2 separate regions of the Homo sapiens genome follow, and region 1 is linked to region 2. The links are chromatin contacts, found by Hi-C in ENCODE. All regions are on one chromosome and are shown on one strand. Each heading gives the region's core, a stretch centred on a gene start or an enhancer-like site at or near the end of the contact. The rest is flanking DNA. Distances are from core to core; before and after follow the strand shown. Region 1 has its middle 810 kb from the start of LINC01966. Region 2 has its middle 710 kb from the start of LINC01966.

Region 1 (3,731 bases), core at 621-3,120, 99 kb after region 2:
TTTGGAAAACTTAATGTCTTTCTTTTCTCCCTCTGCCTTTACTGGCAATTATTTTCTGGCAACTGATTAACTATACAAGTATAGTTCTCATGTAAGATTACATACTGGAAAAGTTGTCATAAGTAGGATATTAGCTATGTTACTTTTAAAGGGTAAAACCTGTTCTATTTGAGGTTGATTTTCATAATTTTTAGTCATTATCTAGATAATATTCTCATTAGAAAGTAGCTGATAATTAAGGTAATTAGAACTGAAGGCATTAATCTTTTCGCAAAGAACACCATTTCCAAACGGTGTGGGTTTAAGTTAGAAGAACAGGAACCAGACCAATATGGGGCCAAGTTTGGCTGACTCAATATAACAACACTGAGATGTGATGGTGTTGGCATAATGACATCATGACTCCTTTGGGACCAATGTTTTGGAGTGCAGGTGGCAGCGCTAGACTGATCTCATCGGAAAATAGCTAACCCATACAAACCAACTTTTTCAGGGTCTAGAACTGCTTTTTCCTGTCCATCCTCACCACTAGAGGAAAGGACGTGTGTAAGTGGCATTTCAATATTAACTTTGAGATGTTATAGGTTATTGAGAACCAAATATCCTACTTGACCATTAAAGCACCTATTCAGCTATTAATTAAAACTTTAAATATCAATGGGCCAAGGTATTGAGGAAGTCTAACAATCAATTTGTATCTATCACCATTACTTTTCTGGCATTTATTCATTCCTCCTGTGGACTACATAGTATCAAAATTTAATCATATAAACTACTAAAAGGTGAAAAGAATTGTGTAAATTGAATTACTCAGAATAATTTCCCATCCTTGTGACTTCACCTTATTTAGTAAATATATTACAAGTATAAAGATATAGCTGTATCTATATTTGATTTTAAGGTTTCAAAATATTTAATTTTTAAATTTGTACAAATTTTCTGATACTTTTTAAATGTACATGCAAAAACAAAACCACCAAAGTAAAAAATTGTCATTAAGATCCTGTCTGGGCTATTAGTTCAGAGCTGTTTGGATGATGCCAGACCCAAATATGTATCATTAAATAAGTAAACCTAATTCAAACCTGATTCAAGGCATGCCCAACAAATAATGTTTTATCACCTCTAGAGATCTTATTTCTTGATATCTTTGATTTGCATGTAATGTAAATATCTATGGATGTTTAATGCAGCAAGACAGAAAGCCTCGAAATCTAGAAGGAAGAATAAATTATATAACTGATTAATACTCGTTGATTATTTAGTAAGTATTCTTAAGTTTTCAAGGAAATGTTGCTATTATTCACACACAGCAAAAACACAGATGGACGGTCTTTTGCAGCAACATTTATGTTCATATGAACTTTACTTTATAAAGCAAAGAGCTAAATATTTTATGAAAAGGGCAATAATCTGTTTATGGAAAGATGCAGGAGCATCTCTTTAGGAAAGTAGTTTGTTCTGAGTTCATAAGTTGACAATCTATTTGTAGCTATCATTTGAAATTCATACCATTTCCTTCTCACAGCCATTCACTACCACTCACCATGCAAGGTTCTATAAGTTCTCCCATTTGGATGCCCTTAAGAGAGCCTTGCAATGACAGATGGTTTGGTTAATTACAAAATTAAACTCTGTGCTATTGAGACATGATTTCAGTGAATAATATTTTCCAGACAGAGTTTAATAAGCAGCTTGCGGTTGAGTAGCCTTTAGCCCAAAAAAGGGAACCAGGTCTCTGTGACTACCTTCTACATTCAGAGAGCATGAGCTTAGAGGATGTTAACTTGACCACCCCAGGAACTCAGTTCCAGTAACCTTATCAGGGTCTACCAGAGTGACCCCACCCTAAGCATTGTGAAAGAAGGACTGTTGAAATAGCACCTGGCATTTCACGCTGAACTCCTGTAACACTTGCTGATTCACTGACCACAGTGAAGGGAAAGTACACTGGATATTCAGCCGGCCTTTATGGGTGAGCCCTGCTGGTAAACATGAACTCATCTGAGAAGTCACAGGTTTTAAAATTCACATGCAGCAACTTTGAATTTTTTTTTGAAATATGGTAAAACAAATCAATTTTTAAAATATGAAATTTAAATAGATTAAAACTAGAAATCTAAATATTTGTAAAAGGAATAACTTTTACAATCACAGATCCTTTCGTTGTCGTTGATGATGTATTTCCTCCTGGAAAGTAAGTAAAATAATTGACATCTGATATGACCAGACATCTGATTTTTGGTGAACAGATTTTCTCAAGGTGATTTGGGAAGACTATGCTTGACTATGTTTGACTAACTTGAATAGGTTTAAGGGAGGAAGTTTCTAGATCTGGCCACTAGTTCTGATATTTATTAGTTTTAGAAACAATATCTGATTTAAGTAGAACCAAACAAGACTAACTTGGATTTGTAATAAGTCAGAAAACTGATAATGCATGCAATGATCTCCAAGATTTTATTTTTACTTCTTATATATATACTTGGAAAATACTACTAAATTCAACAGATTTTTTTCCTCTAATAAATTGATCACTGCTTTTACTAAGTCAAAGGTATAAAAAATATCTGAAGCAACCAGATGATAAGTTAATTACCATCCAGAAAATATTTAAACAACTATGCTCCCATGAAAATTCTCCTGCTCAGTTTTCTTAGTTATATCTTCAATACTTTTTTTGAGATGTTAGTTACATGATGCTGTGATCTGTCTTTTCCATTTTTCTATCACTACAGAAAATTTACGATGATGTATAGCATATATTTAATAAAAAGTTTTAAAATAAAAAATGACTAGACAATTTAGAATACGAGTACCAAAATTTAAATCAATTCAGCAAATGTCTGCTTCTTATATAAAATATTGTTTAGCTGATAGAACTGGCAGATTACGTAGGTACTCTCTGAATGAAAGACGGCAACTCTATATTTTAACAATGATAGCACACACTGTGGTCTAATGACCTAGGGGCAGAGTTGTAACAAAATGAATGGTAAAATTTATTAGAAAAGCATAACAAAAGTAAAGAAGCCACAATTTTTCAATTATAATATTTCTATAAGTTACTAGAATATTTCTATAAGTGGGAAATAGGATGAGTAAAACAAATAAACATTTATTGTGCCCTTTTCACATGCATTACACATTATTGCTTTTCATCTTAATGAAACTGATAAGGACTTGGGAAACTTAGGATCAGAGAAATTGTTTAATTGTTGAGGGCAGACAGAAAGATACTAAGTCACAAATTTAGTAAAGACTTTCTTTATAACCCAGTATGTGCTTAATTTTTAAAATCAACCCTATTGAAGTATAATATGCCTTCAACAAAATGTACCTATTTTAAACTATTGAAAACGTGTGCACGTAGAACCACACCACAATCCATATAGAATCTTTCCAACATCCCCCAAAGTTTCTTTGTGTCCTAAACTAGACAACCCCTTTCTCCCAACTGACCCAGAAAACCACTAATTTGCTTTCTGTCACCATATGATTCTTGTTTCATTTAGACTTGAGCATATACGACATATAATTTTTAGTGTCTGGCTAATTTCACTCAGCATAGAGGTTTTAAGTTTCATCCATGTTATGATCTGTACTGTTGTCTTTCTTTTCCCCGAGTTCCAAGGAATTCCATTGTATTCCACTGTATGTTTACGACAAATTATCATTTCTTCATTAATGGTTAGTGATTTTACTATTAAATAAATATTTATTAAGTAAAT
Region 2 (3,773 bases), core at 369-2,868:
GCATAAGCTTTCTAGGATCAATAATACATGTTGGTGACAAGCTCTGAAAGTTTGCTTTTCCTTGTGGTGTTTCTCCTTCAGATGCTTTATTCTATAGGTCTGGAAATCCAGTGGCATTTCCTCTCAGTCAGACTCCTTTCATTCCCAAAAGGCAGCCTCATCAGGGTTGCTTCACAGCAAGGGAAATGTTATAACAAAGGGATTTCTCTACCTTAGATGTGATCATTAGAGTTACTTCTCTGAGAATGGAAACATAGTTGAAGACATACTCTGGAAATATCTTACTGCTGGTTTAGCAGAGGTTCTCAAATTTGGCTGTGCATAAAACTGCCTCTGACGCCTGAAAAGTTGTAGATCCCCGAGACAAATCTGAATGGGAAGCTCTGAGTTGGGCATTGGGAATCTGCATTTTTGTAGGCACCTGAGAAGATTCTGAGTCTGGTAGTCTGAAGGACAAACTTTCCAGAAACACTAACTTACAGAAATGCTCCAAGGAAAACATTGCTGGTATTAGAGAAGAGGCTGATGGCAGCTCACATAGTCTTCACTCAGAATAACTGGCTTCTGTACTAGTTCTCTATTGCCAATGATTAGGCACAAACTGGCTTTTAGACTGAGGCCTGGGATTTGGGGTTAGAAAGTACAAGGGAAGAAATGTTCTAAAAGTATGGAAAATGTAAAAACGCATTTGGATTACAGTGTGATCTAAGGCAGGATAGATTTCTAACCACTCTAAGTGGAGATGTCTCTCTGAACTCAGTGAGATACCCAGTACATCTTTTTATTTTGTGTCGCTATCTACAATTTCTCTGTAATTTAGCCATTTTTAGTATTTTACTTCTTAATGCATTTAAGGTTTCTCCACAAAAGAAAAAAAAATCAGTCAACTTATTTGTGGTGTTAGCTACAATTTGACCAAAACCAGTGGACCATACATTGCTTTCTTCCCTGTCAACATCATTAACTCTTTTCTATTTTATATCTTATTTCTCTAAATTTGGTAGAAGAGGGACTTTTTGTGTACTTTCTGCATGAGGCCTTTCATACGAAGAGTGAAAATTGCAAATTAAAGAAACATAAACCTAAAAAAGAAGCACAGGCCTTAAAATACTTCTTTTCTCACTTCTCTATATTTCTAATTATATTTACTTTCTACAAATATTAGTAGTATGACTCAAACTTCAAGATACCATCTAGTGGAAATCCTGCTATTAAATAAATCAACATGCAACATCTATCTCTTTGTGTATCATTTAATTGTAGAAAGAAATGACATTTATAAAAGTATTCTCTCCTTTTCTGATGTTTGATAATATCATGTGGCATTCTGCTTTTTCTGTTTTCATCGTTGACTGAACTCTTTAGTAACCACCACAATAAAAATACAAACTAATTCATGTTCATTTCATCTAAATCACACAAGCAACTCTACAGGATAAGTGAGTAAATATTTTCAGTTCTAGATAAGAATCTCTAGCCAGAGATTTAAGGAATATTTAGTTCAGCAAAGTACTAAGTAAATAAAAGGGTGACCCACAACTATCCAATCTTGGGGCCAGCAAACCTGATGCTGTGAAATAAAGAAGTAATTGTCCCTCCTCAGCTAGGAGAGCTTTCAACATATCACACAAGTCCCACCCAGGAGGGTGAATGTTCTTTTCCTTCCTTCTCTCATATTCTCCTGCTCATCCCGCTGACAGCAAGTCTAAGGGAGATGATGAATCATGCCAGAAAGTTGGGGCCTATCAGTTATTTCTATGAGCCCAGCTTACACTGACTCATTTCTAAGGAAGCAGTATGCTTCTATGGCAGATGCTGGCTATTTATTTATTTATTTATTTATTTCGTGCATGTGCTTTTCCAGACTTATAACATACACCAGCAGCTTCCTGAGTGGGTTCCAGAAGTGAAAAAAATCATAAATTGAATGCACATGGAGAAAGCATGTCCCCATCCAAGACCTCACAGGCTCCCACCCTAGCCATCCAAGTCCACACCCTCATGGTTTACATAGCACCTTTCTTCCAAGGATCCCAGAGAGCTGCTCCAGAACAAAGGAATTAGACTAAGGGAAGAATATGTTTGGCTTTCCTCTTGACTAGTAAAAGGAACTATTGGGCCCTCTAGAGTCCAAGGCCTCACAGGCAGGCTCTGTATATACCTTGGAATCAAATTAGATCTAAAGTCCCTAGGTGTTCAATTTTACATTTTAGAATCTAAATCACTTTTGATTATTTTTATGCAGATTGAAAAAAGTATGAAGTGAGAAGATTTTGCTTTTGGAAATGCATTCCCTTGAACCCCACTTCCATTCCATTTTTTTCCTAGTTATCACACTCTTTTCCCAAACATCAGGCACTCTCATGCTGTCTTCCCAGGAGAGCAATCTAATCAAATCAGTCATATTAAGGTGCTACGATATGACTGCTTATCCCATGTATATTCATGTTTTTAGAAAGGAACATAGCCTAAGAAATGAAGAAATCACTGAAAATGAAGGAATTTGATTTAAGATAAAAATTTTGATGTATAAGAGTCTTTCCAACAATCTGTGGTTATGTAATCTACACTTTCTCTGCTTAAGTTAAAGACATGCTTGGCTCAAAACAGGGCTAAGAACATACAGTAAAACATAGCTTGTCAGGGCCAGCCTATTGAAAGCTGCTGTGTTTCCCTATGCACAGTCTGCAAAGTTAGCCATTGCTTTAGATTACTGGCCTAAGAGACTTGAGTATTTAGTCTGAACCTCGAATGCTAACTGAAAATATATAAAAATGTAAGACCTGAGACAAGTTCAACTCAGTATCCAGTCGAGGCTAAGTTATTCTTGATCCATCATACCTCTCAGTCATTTTATTGTGACTTGTGGCAACTGCTGGCTTCATTTTCCTTTGCTTCTGTACCTGGATTTAATTCACTAGGTTCTGGACATCGTGACTGTTATCTGTGCCCATTCTGATGCCTGGTTTCCTTGCTGTAAATCTTACTGCCGTAAGAACTATAGGGCTGGACTCCTTTTTCCCAGTCTGGTATTTTTACCCTTCATTCAGTTTGCTTCTTCCCACAGTCTAGAATGACTCAGCATCATGTGGAGAGCATCCAGTGTGTGCCCGCTAGAATACAGAACATTAAATCTCCAATATCTGGAAACCACTGGCCTAGAACCCTTGAACAACCAGTCTCTCCATCCCTCCTTGCTATCTCACTACCCTAAGGCAATTGGCTTGGTGGAAGAGGCAAATGCCAAGAGAACAAGTTAATGTTCTTAGGGGTTTATAAAGATCATTTGATGAATGAATCCTAGATGTGTAAAAATATGGGCTCCTGAAATAGGATCTTAGACACCCTAAATTCTTTTTTCTACTCAAGGATACTGAAACTCCAAAAGGTGTAATTATATTGCCCAGCACCACAAACTCACTGACAAACTGAATCAGGACTAGACTTTGGCCTCCTGAGACTCGAGACAATGTTCTTTCTATTATACTATCCACCGTGCTCCTTTCTTATAATACTAATTTTTTAAAAATACGCAGCATGGGAAGCTGCTTTAATGTTGGCCTCCCAGCTCCTCAAAACCATTCTCAGCAGGATTTACAGATCCTGGCCACATGTCTGCAAAAGGGCCTCTGAACACATACTTGAGATTTTCATGTGTTAGATAAACAGAGCTAAGCCCATCAAAATTAAGATTTTCTCATTCCCTCCCACTTCTGCTGATATTTTGGTCATAGTGGACATTAAAAATATTTTTCATGCCATAATCTCAAGTT

The links. A loop is a pair of places that touch in the nucleus more often than their neighbours do. Pooled maps may share reads with other maps.
Region 1: a loop to region 2 is called in a map of PC-9, with 7 times the contacts of the local background. The contact joins two enhancer-like sites. A Hi-C loop is called at or near these places in 1 of 168 maps with a recorded cell type or tissue (PC-9), 3 of 37 single-sample maps with no recorded cell type and 3 of 50 pooled maps.

Annotation. Positions count from the first base shown.
Region 1 is chr2:145,691,466-145,695,196 of GRCh38, forward strand. No RefSeq gene overlaps it. Among named protein-coding and RNA genes, the nearest start is that of LINC01966, 810 kb to the left of the region's middle. Within about 2 kb of position 1,871, at least 4 of the 41 ENCODE cell types and tissues checked have a DNase peak (open chromatin) inside an H3K27ac peak, as active enhancers do.
Region 2 is chr2:145,592,418-145,596,190 of GRCh38, forward strand. No RefSeq gene overlaps it. Among named protein-coding and RNA genes, the nearest start is that of LINC01966, 710 kb to the left of the region's middle. Within about 2 kb of position 1,619, at least 2 of the 41 ENCODE cell types and tissues checked have a DNase peak (open chromatin) inside an H3K27ac peak, as active enhancers do.